Linked DNA regions of Homo sapiens: region 2 is linked to region 1. A link is a loop called in an ENCODE intact Hi-C map of the cell type or tissue named here. Cell type or tissue: Calu3. All regions are shown on one strand. Each heading gives the region's core, and the rest is flanking DNA. Links, peaks and the distances in the headings are about the cores only.

What was found. Hi-C counts contacts between places; a loop is a spot of excess contacts. Peaks named below come from ENCODE experiments on the same cell type or tissue, not always from the same donor. Only the 100,000 strongest peaks of a DNase experiment are listed, where the experiment ranks them.
Region 2: a loop joins it to region 1, with 4 times the contacts of the local background. A loop is called at or near these places in 12 of 110 quality-filtered maps.

The regions. Positions count from the first base shown.
Region 1 is chr7:77,755,558-77,763,636 of GRCh38, reverse strand. The region is part of intron 3 of RSBN1L (round spermatid basic protein 1 like); the gene reads right to left. Among named protein-coding and RNA genes, the nearest start is that of TMEM60, 39 kb to the left of the region's middle. In Calu3, for the core only: CTCF peaks have their summits at 3,928 and 4,146 (motif pointing right); a DNase peak (open chromatin) is centred at 4,136.
Region 2 is chr7:77,674,144-77,682,222 of GRCh38, reverse strand. All of the region lies in intron 1 of APTR (Alu-mediated CDKN1A/p21 transcriptional regulator), which reads left to right. Among named protein-coding and RNA genes, the nearest start is that of APTR, 18 kb to the left of the region's middle. RefSeq lists a silencer at 5,711-5,885. In Calu3, for the core only: no CTCF peak of the experiment used is centred there; a DNase peak (open chromatin) is centred at 3,072.

The sequences.
Region 1 (8,079 bases), core at 1,338-6,337:
TCGCCTAAAAATTCCTATCATCTCCAATATCAAGAGAGCTAACAGTTAAAGCCTAACTCTACAACAGTCTTCAGGCTCTAGATGCATTAATAGCAGCACAGTAAGAAATTCAGTCTATGCACCTCTGTAATGCAGTCTATCAAAGAAGCTAAGGGTATCAATCTCAACTCTAGCACATTTACCAGAATAGAACACATCAAGTCTGTTAAGTGATTCTGAGATTCTGAGTTTTGTGTCTGCAAATGACCATAAGGGGTTTTGAGAGACGATAACCATTTAGAAAGTGAAATCAAACAACTGATATTGTAAAACACAAATTTTCCAAGTGCTTTGAAATATATCTAAAAAGTCAAATTAGAGTTAGGGGTGGTGACACGAAACTGTAATCCCAGCTACCCAGAAGGCAGAGGCAAGAGGATCACTTGAGCCCAGGAGTTCAAGATCTGCCTGAGCAACACAGCGAGACCAAAAAAAAAAAAAAAAAAAAGTCAAATTATATATATTTCCACCTCATACAAATAAGTACATTTTCTGTGCATAAATTTCCTTATCTTGTTTAAATTAGATACCTACAACATTTAGTTCTAACAAAGCCATAATCAAGTCCTTGCCACTGAGTTGGTTCATTCTATGACATCACAGTACCAACAATGATCACCTAAATAATTTGGGCAGTTTATCTTGTGCGGAGGGGATGACTGTTAGGAAAGAATTTTCATTAAGTGAATTCTTCTAAAATACGAAGCACAACTAAACTTTCAATTTATCTAGTAGTTTTAAAAAGTCATATTATACATGAAATAAAACCAAAAAACTATAACATTATTAAATTATAGAGAGTAGGAGATAATATAATAATCAGAAAACCGGAACCAATTGTTAACACAGTCCTTGTAGAGTAAAATTTATGTATTTAAATGTGAGTAAAAACATGTATCATTGAGTAACAGGAAAAAATTGGGTAAAACTTGGGTGGTAATATTACAGACACATCATATGTTGTGTCATGACTCAAGAACTTTATTTACTAATTTTGCTTTGACCAGATGTTGCTATTTCAGGTTAGAATAATTATTTCATTGACTGAAGAAGTATTACTGACCTAGCCATCTCATTTCTTTCAAATTATACATTTACATTAATTTCCAAGTTTACAAATAATGCTTTTTATTTCAAAATAAAACAAAACACGTCTAAATTAGTATAGACCTAAACATTAAAATGTTTAACATAATAGACTGAATAAATCAAAAACCGATTTTTCCCCCATTCTCTGTCTAGTTTGGGCACTACCTAAGAAGAGGCTTTATCTTTTGCTGATTATTTTTAAGTATGGTCCTATTAAAATTCATAACTATTTCAAAGGATTTTTTAGAGACCCTGAATTTTTAAAGTAAAGTAATACAGACTCTACTCCGATTATATTGCTAAATATCTTAATTGAATTTTTAGTTAGTTCTTCCCACCTCATGCCAAAATACATATAAAACATATAGATATGTAAAATTCACTTTCACACATAACTTATTATAACAAAAGTATAAGTCTCTCCCTTGTAACCAGAATGTACAGGTAGATGCCATTTGCCCACTAATAAAACCAAAAATAAATCCTATTAGGAAATTGGCCTTTATAAAAACTGCTTAGCTCTCACATGTTTAAAACAAAACGGCAATGATCTTCCAAAACCTTTATTCTCCAACAGTAAAGATAAAATGATGATCACCCACCTGAATAAACATATTTAAACTTAGACCAAATTTAAAAAATTAAATTGAAGTCATCAAAATCTTAATCTGTAAAAGTATTAAATTTTAAAATATATTGTAATATAACCTTTAACTATATATCATTTCATACAAATTTCTAGTTTAATAACACAATATTTCAAATCCATCAGTTGTAACCATTAACTTAAATGTTATAAACATGGCAAGTTACACACAACAATGTTTCCAATTTAAAAAGTATATACTGCTTGATAAAATACATGATGGTACTTAAGTTGTTAAAATAAAATGTAAGAATAAAATCCACACGCTTTTCACAAAAATGTAAATACTTCTTGATTTTGGTGACACCTCTTTTGTTGCAAAACTATATACCAAATATGCAGAATTCACCTATTACAAAAAAATCAAGCCTCATTTCTCTAAAAATCACCTATCCAGACTATGCCAGACTGCGAAGAACTCAAGGGCGGTGAGGTGGAAGAGGTAACAGATAAGGATTAAAAGAATCTCTAAATAATCACAGTAAATGTCACAAAGACCATGGCTCATAAAAGTTCTTCTTCTTACCTATCAGTTCCTATATTAGGCACAATCGTAACTACTCTCTAAAATCATAAAGGACAAGAAACCACATATTTAGAAGGGGAAGGAAGGAAAAAGGGTAAGCACAGCTGCAGCTGCCCTAAGGCATCAGTATTGTATCATAATGACAAACCAATACTGAAAATAAAGTGACATTATGTTGCATATGTTCAGCAATGAAGATATTTTTATAAAATCTTAATACTTAAAACTACGTTTCCATTAACTAAAAAAATAGCCTATCTGGAAAACCTCACATCCTGATGACGCTCAATGTGAGCTTACTATATTTGCTTTTATTCACTCCAGTAAACATTAATCAAACCAGTTTTCTGGTGTAGTTAAAAAATTAACCTGAAAAAAAGTCAAAACATGTCACTGCTTTAAAATATACGCCAGGCGTCACGCCTGTAATCCCAGCATTTTGGGAGGCCAAGGCGGGAGGATCATTTGAGATCAAGAGTTTGATACCAGCCTGGCCAACATGACAAAACCCCGTCTCTACTAAAAATACAAAAATTAGCCAGGCATGGTGGCAGGTGCCTGTAATCCCAGCTACTCAGGAGGCTGAGTGAGGCACGAGAATGCTTGAACCCAGGAGGCGGAGGTTGCAGCCAGCGAGATCGCACCACTGCACTCCAGCCTGGGTGATAAAAGTGAAACTCAGTCTCAAAAAATAAGTTAACTAAATAAAAAATAATAATAGAATATACTTGCTTTCTAAAAAAAGAAATGCACTGAATTACAAAGATTATACATATAGTTCCTCTTGATTTAGGTATATAGATGTGTCAGAACACAATAAAAGACAGGCATGATAATTATGTATTTGTGGAAAAGCTTATATTTAAATAGTGGCCTTCAGAAGAAATATAACATATTTAATCTAAATCTCCTCCCCCTCCCCACAAAACCCCATGACCATCATGGCCACATTTTCACTTTTCCCCTTGTATATTCTCTATAAATATTATGAAGGGAAAAAAGAAAGCAGAAGTAGGAGACCTATTGTACCCATTGCCAGTAAGTGTCAATACCAAAATCTGAGAAGCTTTGGTTAACATAAAATGAAATAATTGTTTAAACTAATATTCGACTTATATAATGTAATCTTTAAAAAAAACACTTTAGGATTCTGAGGTGGGCTTGCTACAAAGGGAAAAAAGTAGCCTATTCTTAACAGGAAATATGTTGCCAAAAACAAATCTATAAGATTTTTTACTTATTGCTGTTTTCTCTTATGTAATTACGAAAACTGCTGCAAGGGGGAAAAGGCAAATATAGTAATAACAAGTAATTTTTTAAAAAACCCCAAAGAACGACTCACTTGAAACAACCTGCTGTTTCCCAAAACATGTTCCCTGAAGAGAGAGCTCTACAGTCCACTAAGTTTGGAAAACCCTTCTTGTTTAGGAGGCTCACCACGCACACTGGCTATTAAAGTTTCTGAGGAGTCTCACTGCAAACAAATATTACTTATTTGGTCCAGCATTACACTATTTTGGACTTCAAAACCTGTTTTTTTTGTACTTGTTTTAGTATACCTATCAACATTCCAAGATATTAAAAGTTCCTCAGAATACCTTCATAGTGATCCACCATAAATATGGAGATACAGATATTTTTAGCTTGTATCAGCACCAATGTGAAGAAAATACAAAAACAGGATCATTATTAGAGCCAAAGAATTGAGGGGGGTGGGAGCAGAAGCTGTTGATTCAATTCTGCTGAGGTTTTTTTTAGCGGGTGGGGAGGAGAGTCCCTTATTTTTAAAAACAAGGCCTGCTCAGGACATTCTGAGGCAATCTAAACATGTCATAAATGACTGTGCCACAAGGGGGAGCCATTATCCATCACTTCTGGCAGATGGTTTCTAATCAAAATAGGCAATATTTAACCAACATTTTATTTCAAAAATACCCATATAACGGCAACTAAAATAAGAACGAAAGTATTATCCATTTTAAAATTAGTAAAATAAAGGGGGAAAGCTTTTTGATTATTATTAGAGCATCTGGTCCCTGACACGATATTTTGTATAGATCAGTTCTTAAGTATTTGGGGAGCATGGGGCAGGCACAATTGGTCAAAATGAAAATTTAGTACAAAGGCAAGCAATGTTTCAAAGATGAAACATCAAATTGCTTTTAGTAGCCTAACACAGTGAATGGCCCCAGCACAAATTCAACAAATGCTAGTGTTCTGCCCCAACTCTACAGTGAAGCAGGTCTAACAGTCAGATCAGATTTAATAAGTTTCATTATTAAAATAATAGACTTTTAATCATCAGTTAACACTTTGACATAAGTTACCTGAGAAATAACTTAGAACCACAATACAATAAAAATAAGATTTAGAGTTTGGAAGTGGAGGAAGGGTGGTTAGAAAACAACTACTCCAGTTTTCACATTCTCACAGTTCTTAGTACAGGGTTCCAGAGTATGTACACTGATTAAACATAGTGACAAGACAGAAATCTAATTTATTTCTTGACAGAGAAAATTCCTATTTTATTTGCCTTTTTCTATCCCTACGGTAGAACACAGGAGCACAATAAATGTCTGAGTGAATATTTGAATGAAATACAGATGCTAGAAAACCTAAAACGAACGTGGTCAACTGCAAATGGCCCCAAATTCTTCCCAGGCCTGTATGCTCACTCCTGTGCAATGTGATTTTGCCACTCCTGTCATCAAGAAGTGGAGTCTATTAATGCGCACACACAAAAAAAGAAAGAATGAATAAAGCCTACGATTTCACTGCACAACAGGGTGACTATAGTCAGTAATAATTGCACATTTTAACTAAAAGAGTGTTGTTAACTGGATTGTTTGTAACTCAAAGGATAAATGCTTGTGGAGATGGACACCTCATTCTCCATGATGCACTTATTTCATATTGCATGCTTGTATCAAGACATCTTATGTACCCCATAAATATATACATCTACTATGTACCCACAAATATTAAAAATTTAAAGGATTTTTTAAATAGGCCGAGCACTTTGGGAGGCCAAGGTGGCACATGCCTAATCCCAGCTATTTGGGTGACTGAGGCACAAGAATCACTTGAACCTGGGAAGTTGCAGTGAGCCGAGATCGCACCACTGCACTCCATCCTGGACAATGACCTGTTAAAATATATATAATTCACAACTTCTACCATCATATAAGAAAATACAAAACACATATAACATTACTATATATACTCTTTTATCGATTAAAAACAGTGCTACTTAATTACCTAGAGGATAGCATTATCATGAATTTCTTTCTTTTTTTTTGAGATGGAGTCTCACTCTGTCGTCCAGGCTGGAGTACAGTGAGACTCTGTCACAAGAAAAAAAATTAAAGTAAAATGAATAAATAACCTAAAAGAAGTGGAGTCTATTTTTCCACACGAATCTGGGTTTCACCATGTGACTTCCCTTTGTCAATGGGACATTAGCAAACACAACACAAGCAGAAGCTTGTACACTGGGGCTTACCCTCTTTCTACTCAATGGAACCCTGTAACCACCACCATGCAAATGAGCCCAGGCTAACCTGTGGGATGATGAGAAAAATGTGGCCATCAACCCAGCTAACATACATCAACCACCAACCATATAAGTGAGGTGTCCCAAGACCCAACTGGTCTGCCAATCATCAGACATAAGAATGAAGCCATATAGCCCCAGCTAAGTTAGCAGAGACCACAAGAACTGTCCAGCAAGCCCAAAGAACTGTGATAAATGAAACCTTTTTTCAAGTCACTAAGTTTTGAGGCTTTTGTTTATACATTTAATACAGCAAAAGCTAACAGATATGGACAGGTTACAAACTTTGGGAAAAGTCCATGCATATGTTTCTATCCTCAAACGGACTTTCATGATACAGTTTCCTAATATATCACTAACCTCAGGGCCACAGCATTAGAGAAATGACATGACCTGTTAAAATATATATAATACCACATGGTCTTCAAACCTTTCAGGCAACCTGCAAGGATACAGATGAAGATGGAAAACAGAATTATACAAGTAAAAAGAATTCCAAAACCGAAGACAAAAGAACAGGGATGTTTTAATCCTTTGTCAGTGTTGTGTATATGTGTTTAATAAAGTTGAACAGATGTAAAAATGAGTATTTGTGAAAGCTACAAGATACTATTACAGAGATAAACACTATCACTACAAAAATCATAGAAACAGCTACATAATTTGTCATCTTTTAGTTTCTACAGAATTTAAAGCAAATTATTTTGGTTGCCCTGATTGTAATTTAAGAACAATAACAAAAACAGAAAACTAGGCTCATGAGGATACAAATTCATCATGAACTTGGTTTGGGTTCCACAGCTATTGGTGGTCAGTACCATCAGGTTGCACAACCTAGGGACTGCCATTCACATCACTGAATGGCTGCAGTGCGCAGCTTCTATCATTATATAAGAAAATACAAAACACATATAGCATTACTATATATACTCTTTTATCGATTAAAAATGGTGCTACTTAATTACCTAGAGGATGGCATTACCATGAATTTCTTCCTTTTCTTTTGAGACGGAGTCTCACTCTGTCGTCCAGGCTGGAAGTACAGTGGCGCAATCTCGGCTCACTGCACCCTCCGCCTCCTGGATTCAAGCGATTCTCCTGCCTCAGCCTCCCGAGTAGCTGGGACTACAGGCGCCCACCACCATGCCCAGCTAATTTTTGTATTTTTTTTATTAGAAACGGAGTTTCACCATATTGGCCAGGCTGGTCTGGAACTCCTGACCTTGTGATCCGCCCAGCTCAGCCTCCCAAAGTGCTGGGATTACAGGCATGAGCCACCACACCCAGCTATAAATGTCTTTAATGCTGCTAAATGTATTTTCCAAACTATATTATATTCTAAAAAATAAAGGTCAGGCCGGGGTGGCTCATGCCTGTAAACCCAAGACTTTGGGAGGCCGAGGCAGGTAGATCACCTGAAGTCAGGAGTTCAAGACCAGCCTGGGCAACATGGTGAAACCCCATCTCTACTGAAAACACAAAAAATTAGCCAGGTGTGGTGGTACGCGTCTGCAGTCCCAGCTACTCAGGAAGTTGAGGCAGGAGAACCGCTTGAACCCGGGAGACAGAGGTTTCAGTGAACTGAGATCATGCCACTACACTCCAGCCTGGATGACAGAGCTAGACTCTGTCTCAAAAAAAAAATAAAAAAATAAAAGTCAGATTTGCACCATTTTTCTCTATCATCTTCACTCTACTCTGTCTTCCCACATTTTTCTAGATCTTTTGAATACTGCTTTTGGACTAGTTTTAACTAGATCAAAGATTTTTCAGAATATAAAAGGCAGAAAAGGGAATTGAAGGATAGTTACTGAATTACAAAGATGTCAGGTACAGAACTTTTCTCTACAGTTCTGCTTTCCTCTGCTCTGTAGAAAGCATTATCATCTCATAACAAGAGCAGGTTCTACTGAACTGAACCTAGTGAACTTAGTCAAGATGGTCCCCAACTCAGAAGGTTCAACTCATAATTTTTTGACTTTATTACGGGTTTATCAGGTTGAAACTTCATAGTTAGGTCAAGCGGCATCAGGACTTAAGATGGTTCAGCTTACTTACAATTTTTTTTTTCAGTGGGCTTATCAGAGGTTGTTTGTTTTTTGTTTTTGTTTTGTTTTTGAGACAAGTCTCACTCTGTCACCCAAGCTAGAGTGCAATGGCGCGATCTCGGTTCACTGCAACCTCCGCCTCCAGGGCTCAAGTGATTCTTCCTGCCTCAGCCTCCCG
Region 2 (8,079 bases), core at 1,198-6,197, 81 kb after region 1:
GGGAGGATTGCTTGAGCCCACGAGGTTGAGGCTGCAGTGAGTCATGATCATGCCACTGCACTCCAGCCTGGACAACAGAGCAAGGCCCTGATGCAAAAAACAAAAAATAATAATTTAACTTAAAGTGATGTCTTGATTGCAGTGTTTATTCTACTTTTTAAAGCCATTGTGGTGGGAAAACAATTTGTTTACATTTGTAGTACAGTTTATGTTAAAGGTTGAAGAAATTGGGAAATATTTTATCTTTAACTCAAGACAGGATGGTGATATGCAACAGTTATAGGCAAAAAATATTTACATTTAAGAAAAAAAGTATCATTTAATCCCATTAGGCAGAAGTGGAGTCAAAAGCAAAAATATGGCTGGTTATGGATGTATGTTTCCCTTCCTGTTCATATGTTGAAACCTAATTCCCAATGTGATGGGTTTTGGAGATGGGGTCTTTGGGAGGTAATAGGTCATGAGAGTGGAACCCTCGTGGATGGGATTAGTGCCATATAAGAAGAGTCCATAGAGCTAGCTCACTCCCTTTCTGCCATGTGAGGATACAAGAAGTCGGCCTGGAAAAGAGCCCTCACCAGAACCCTACAATGGCACTCTGATCTTGGACATTCGGCCTCCGGAGCTGTGAGAAATAAATTGTCTTTAAGCTATCCAGTTTATGGTACTTTATTACACCAGCCCAAACTGACTGAAGATGGGGTCCTACCAAGCGAAATCATAGCTGTGAACAGTGTAATAGTATCTCATCAGCATGGGGAGGGCTATAGGCAAAACATGCACTAGTCTAGCTACTTAATCTTCAAGTATTAAGGACAACCTGTCCTTTTTATACAAGTCATACATTAGACATGTGCCTGAGATTACAAAACACTGTGATCGAGTTTTCAAGGCTAGGGATACACCTCAAACTCAGATGTACTTCTTTGGTGCCTATTTGTAAGTCAGCAAAATCCAGAACTCAGCAATATGTTAATTAATGTATTAATACAGAAAATATTTTTGTGCATTATATTTTCTGCATTTTAGATATTTGTGTGCCATGGAATATTTGATGATTTTTGGCTTTATTTAGGTTAAGTCAACCAAAGCATTTTGAAATGCTGCTTTTTTTTTAACACATGTATTTGTGGGTTTTTGTTTTGTTATTGTTGTTGTTTGAGACAGGGTCTTAACTCTGTCATGCAGGCTGAAGTGCAGTGTCACAATCACGGCTCACCGCAGCCTCAACCTCCCGGGCTCGGGTGATCCTCCCACGTCAGCCTCCTTAGCAGCTGGGATTACAGGTGCCCACCACCACGCCCGTCTCCTTTTTGTATTTTTAGTAGAGACGGAGTCTCACCATGTTGCCCAGGCTGGTCTCAAACTCCTGGGCTCAAGTGATCTGCCCTCCTCAACTTCCCAAAGTGCTAGGATTACAGGTGTGAGCCACCACACCTGGCCTAAATCCACATGTATTTGTAATAGTTTTGCCATTGTTTAGACAGGTAGTTTTAAGATTTTTTAAAGTAATAGAAGCCTTTCTTCAAATTAAATCTTATGTGGAAGTCCAGTATGCAGCAATTATGTTAGGTAGTCATAGAGGACTGGCCATTCGTAAAAAAAAATATACCCTTGTTTTAAATCTTTGTTTCTTGAATTTAGTCTTGAAGTTCCATGTTTTATGACTATGTATTCCATGTTTATTTTATAGTGTGTTAGCAAAATGAAAGGAATGTACATGGATGGGGATGATAAAGATGCTACTGACCTATTATTATAGGGCCTGTGCTTGGAGTTGCTTTTCAGTAATGGGATTGGATTTGTAAGAATCTGTCCATCAGGCTGGGTGCAGTGGCTGACGCCAGTAATCCCAGCACTTTGGGAGGCCGAGGCTCAAGTAGCTCAATTTGCTCAAAAAAAAAAAAAAAAAAAAAGAATCCATCTATCGTCTGGCCGGGCACGATGGCTCACGCCTGTAATCCCAGCACTTTGGGAGACTGAGGCGGGCGGATCACGAGGTCAAGAGATCGAGACCATCCTGGCCAACATGGTCAAACCCCGTGTCTACTAAAAATACAAAAATTAGATGGGCGTGGTGGTGGGCGCCTGTAATCCATCCCAGCTACTCAGGAGGCTGAGGCAGGAGAATCACTTGAACCCGGGAGGCGGACCACTGCACTCCAGCAGAGTGAGACTCCCTCCCAAAAAAAAAGAATCCATCTATCCTCTTTAATTTAGTCCCCTTTGTGGCCACACAGCAGTCTGTGTCCTACACCCTCTTGGTCAAGAATATAATGTCTACTACTCACAAAAATATATTTCTCAGTAAGTGACTCCCCTTCCTCTCATCATTGTTCTTTTAGCAATTTTTGTGCACTATTCATTTAACTATAACTTTGCCACCTTTGGACTCTAATAGACTCAAAAACCTGTTTGTCCAGTTTAGTGTATGTTTGTTTTATTCCCTCACCCATGACTTCCAGTCATATTACTGTAAGCTGATATTTGGAACTACATATATCTTTTGTATGTTTATTTTTTTAATTTTTTTTGCAAGTTTCAGGATCTATATTTTGTTGTTTGTTTGTTTGTTTGTTTGTTTTTGAGACAGAGTCTCATTCTGTCACCCAGGTTGGAGTGCAGTGACACGATCTCAGCTCACTGCAACCTCCGCCTCCTAGGTTCAAGCGATTCTCCTGCCTCAGTCTCCCGAGTAGCTGGGATTACAGGCACCCGCCACCACACCTGGCTAATTTTTGTATTTTTAGCGGAGATAGGGTTTCACATGTTGGCCACACTAGTCCCAAACTCCTGACTTCAGGTGATCTACCTGCCTTGGCCTCCCAAAGCGCTGGGATTACAGGCGTGAGCCACCGCGCCCAGCCTGTATATGTTTAAATTGTCATAAAAACTAACACCCTTTGGGAGGCCGAGGCAGGCAGATCATGAGGTCAGGAGATCGAGACCATCCTGGCTAACACAGTGAAACCCCATCTCTACTAAAAATATTTTTTTAAAAATTAGCCAGGCTTGGTGGCGGGCGCCTGTAGTCCCAACCCAGGAGGCTGAGGCAGGAGAATGGCATGAACCCAGGAGGCAGAGCTGGCAGTGAGCCAATATCACGCCACTGCACTCCAGCCTGGACGACAGAGAGAGACTCCATCTCAAAAAAAAAAAAAAAAAAAGAAAAAAGAAAACCAACACCATGTGGGGATGTTGGGAATAGCAGTTGAATGTTTCAGAATTAGGTTTTTTGTATTTGTGGTATTCTCAGATGGCCCATTTTTCCAAGATCACGTTATGTCATGTGGCTAGTTTGACAGCCCATAAGCCATAGTTCAGGGACATTTTTACCTTTTTCTAAAGGGTATATATAAAAAGATATAAAGAACAAACTATTCAGATAGTTTGGTATCAGTGAATCATTTCAATAAAAATATACTCTGAGTCTTCCTTCTTTCAGCAAATGTTTACTGAGCTCCTACTATATGCTAGCAGTCATTATGCTAAGTTTTAAGTATACAGCAGCAAACTAACTGAACATAATCCAGGCCTCACGGGATAGAGAAATTACACCAAAAAATTATATGCATAATACATTCATACATGTATAAAATCTTCATACCAATTACAAAGGAAATCAACAGGGCTCTACAGAGAGTTAAAGAAGCTACTCTAAAAAGAACAGAAAAGGAATGAGAAGTGAAAGGAATTCCAGCATTCTAGCTGGGTGCCGTGGCATGCACCTGTAGCCCCAGCTACTCAGGAGGCTGAGGCAGGAGGACCCCACGATCCCAGGAGTTCAAGTCTAGCCTAGGCAACATAGCGAGACTCTCATCTCAAAAAAAAAAGAAAAAGAAAAAAACTGTGTTATAGGCTGGGCACAGTGGTTCGCGCCTGTAATCCCAGCACTTTGGGAGGCTGAGGCGGGTGGATCACGAGGTCAGGATTTCAGGACCAGCCTGGCCAAGATGGTGAAACCCCATCTCTACTAAAAATACAGAAAAATAGGCCGGGCACAGTGGCTCACCCCTGTAATCCCAGCACTTTGGGAGGCCAAGGCGGGCGGATCACGAGGTCAAGAGATTGAAAACATCCTGGTCAACATGGCAAAACCCTGTCTCTACTAAAAATACAAAAATTAGCTGGGCATGGTGGCACACACCTGTAGTCCCAGCTACTCAGGAGGCTGAGGCAGGAGAATCACCAGGAGGTGGAGGTTGTAGTGAGCCGAGATTGTGCCACTGCACTCCAGCCCGGGCGACAGAGTGAGACTTTGTCTTAAAAAAAAAAAAAATGAGTAGGATTTGGGGGAGGAATGGCAGAGAAATGACCTGGTTATCTATTGCCAAAGCAAAAGCAAAGCAAGGAAAAATTGTTTTAAAAATACTTTAAAGAACAAGTGGAGGCCAGGTGTAGTGGCCCATGCCTATAATCCCAGAACTTTGAGAGGCGGAGTCGGGTGGATCACCTGAGTTCAGGAGTTCGAGACCAGCCTGACCAACATGACCAACATGGTGAATCCCTGTCTGTACTAAAAATACAAAAATTAGCTGAGCATGGTGGCTAACACCTGTAGTCCCAGCTGCTCGGGAGGCTGAGGCACAAGAATTGCTCGAACTCAAGAGGCAGAGGTTTCAGTGAGCCTAGATCATGCCACTGCACTTCACCCTGGGCAACAGAGTGAGACTCGGTCTAAAAAAAAAAAAAGAAAGTGGAATTTGAAAGTAAAAGCATAATACCATTTATATTAGCATGCCCCCAAAAATTAAATACTTAGGTATAAATCTAATAAATGTGTACAAGATCTGTAAGAGGAAAACTTTGAAAACCTGATGAAAGAAATCAAAGAACAATTAAACAAATATTGAGGTATTTCATGTTTTTGTTTAGGAAAACTCGATATTGTCATGATGTTCTTCCCAACTTCATCTATAGATTCAATGCAGTCCTTTTCAAAATGTCAGGAGATCATTCTGTAGATATAAACAAACCGATTCTAAAGTTTATATGGGCCAGGCGAAGTGGCTCACACCTATAGTCCCAGCACTTTGGGAGGCCAAGGCGGGCATATCACCTGTCAGGAGTTTGAGACCAGCCTGGCCAACATGACATGGTAAACCCCTGTCTCTACTAAAAATACAAAGATCAGCTGGGTATGGTTGTGGGCGCCTGTAATCCCAGCTACTCAGGAGGCTGAGGCAGGAGAATCCCTTGAGCCCAGGAGGGAGAGGTTGAAGTGAGCCGAGATCGTGCCACTGCACTCCAGCCTGGGTGATGGAGCAAGATTCTGTCTCACCAAAAAATAATAATAAAGTATATATGGAGGAGGGAAAAGACCAAGAATGAGCAACGCAATATTGAAGGAGAATAACAAAGTTAGAGGATGGCACTACCCAACTTCAAGACTTACTGGCCAGGCGTGGTGGCTCACACCTATAATCCCAGCACTTTGGGAGGCTGAGGCGGGTGGATTACCTGAGGTCAGGAGTTCGAGACCAGCCTGACCAACATGGTGAAACCCCGTCTCTACTACAAATACAAAAATTAGCCAGGCATGGTGGTGGGCGCCTGTAATCCCAGCTATTCCTCAGGAGGCTGAGGCATGAAAATTGCTTGAACCTGGGTGGTGGAGGTTGCAGTGAGCCGAGATCTCGCCATTGAACTCTAGCCTGGGCAACAGAGTGAGACTCCATCTCAAAAAAAAAAAAAAAAAGACTACTGTAAAGCTACAGTAAGTGGATGCCTGTAATCCCAGCTGCTCTGCAGGCTGAGGCAGAGAATTGCTTGAACCCGGTAGGCGGAGGTTGCAGTGAGCTGAGATCGCACCACTGCACTCCAGCCTGGACAACAGAGTGAGTCTCTGTCTCAAAAAAAAAAAATTGTCACATGTCTAAATATAAAATGCAATGCAAAAGCATGAAAACACCTAAAAGATAAGACAGAATTAAATCCAGATGACCTATGGCTTCGCGGTGACTTTTTAGGTACAACACCAAAGGCATGGTACATGAAAGAAAGAACCAATAAGTTGGACTTCCTTAAAATTGAAAATTTGTGCTCTGCAAAAGACACTGTCAAGTGGATAAAAAGAGAAGCCACAGATTGGGAGAAAATATTTGTAAGACATATCCGATACAAGACTATTATCTAAAATAGACAAAAAATTCTTTGAGAGGGAGTCTCGCTCTGTCCCCCAGGCTGGAGAGCAGTGGCGCGATCTCGCCTCACTGCAAGCTCTGCATCCCAGGTTCATGTCATTCTCCTGCCTCAGCCTTCCGAGTAGCTGGGACTACAGGCACCCACACCACGCCCGACTAATTTTTTTGTATTTTTAGTAGAGACGGGGTTTCACCGTGTTAGCCAGGATGGTCTCAATCTCCTGACCTTGTGATTCACCCGCCTCAGCCTCCCAAAGTGCTGGGATTACAGGCGTGAGCCAACGCCCCCGGCTGACAAAGAATCTTAAAACTCATCAATAAGAAAACACCCGATTAAAAAATGTACCAGGCTGTGCCTGGTGGCTCACGCCTGTAACCCCAGTACTTTGGGAGTCCGAGGCTGGTATATCACTGGAGCCCAGGAGTTTGAGACTAGCCTGGCCAACATGGTGAAACCCCGTCTCTACTAAAAATACAAAAATTAGCCAAGCATGGTGGCATGCCACTGTAGTCACAGCTACTCACTCTGGAGGCTGAGGTGGGAGGATCACTTGAGCCTGGGAGGCGGAGGCTGCAGTGAGCTGAGAATGCACCACTGCACTCCAGCCTGGGCAACAGTGAGACCACTATCTCAAAAAAAAAAAAAAAAAAAAAAAAAAAAAAAAAAAAGACCAAACACCTTGATAGACATCACACCGAAGAAGATATTCAGATGAGAAATAAGCATATGAAAAGATGCTTCTTGTGCAGGATCTGGATTTTTTCTAAGAAAGAAAAAAAGATGCTTCGCATCATATGTCATCAGTGAAATGCAAACACAATAATACCATACCTCAAAAAAAACTATGATGAGGATGATATGTTTTTTAAAGACAGAATCTCCTTCTGTTGCCAAGGCTGAAGTGCAGTAGTATGATCATAGCTCACTGCAGTCTCAACCTCCTGGCAGTCCTCCACCTCGGCCTTGCAAAGTATTGAGATTACAGGTATGAGTCACAGTGCCCATCCTACACACCTATTAGAATGACCAAAATCCAGAACACTGGCAACACCAAATGCTGGAGAGGATGTGTAGCAACAGGAACTCATTCGTTGCTAGTGGGAATGTAAGATGGAAGACTACTTTGTAAGGCAGTTTGGCAGTTTATTAAAAAACGAAACAGGCCAGGCACAGTGGCTCACGCCTGTAATCCCACCGAGATCACACCAGTGCACTCCAGCCTGAGTGACAGAGACTCCGTCTCAAAAAAATAAAAATAAAAATAAAATAAAATAAAATAAAAAATGAAACATACTCTTACCCCATGATCTAGCAATCACACTCCTTGGTATTTAACAAGGAAGCTTTGGCATTTACAAAAGAAGTTGAAAGTTTATGTCCACACAAAAGCCCACGTATGGATTTTGTTTGTTTTTGTTGTTTTTTGGTTTTTTGTTTGTTTTGAGACAGGGTCTCACTCTGTCACCCAGACTGAAGTGCAATGGTGCAATTATAGCTCATTGCAGCCTCAAACTCCAGGACTCAGGTGGTTCTCCTACCTCAGCCTCCCGAGTAGCTAGGACTATAGGCATGTGCCACCACACCAGGCTGGTAACTTCTATTAGATATCCTCTTGGAGCTATTGAGTTTTAAGTTGTATGAATGCATTGCATTACATTTCAAATTTAAAATACAATTTTAAAAATAAGAATGTTAACTAGATAATTATGTAACAACTTAAAAACTTTGCTTACCAGAATTTTATTAAAATGTTATTTGGCTTTCGATCATTTAAAAAATTCTTCATTTCTTAAAGATTTATCTAATTTCTCTACCAAGCATACACAGTAATAATAGCAACAAGAAAATTACCATCAGGGAGACATAAAAGCAGTATAATGAAGCTAGTTTAGCAAGAAGGGGTGCAAATAAGAAACGAATACTCAGAGGATCTCA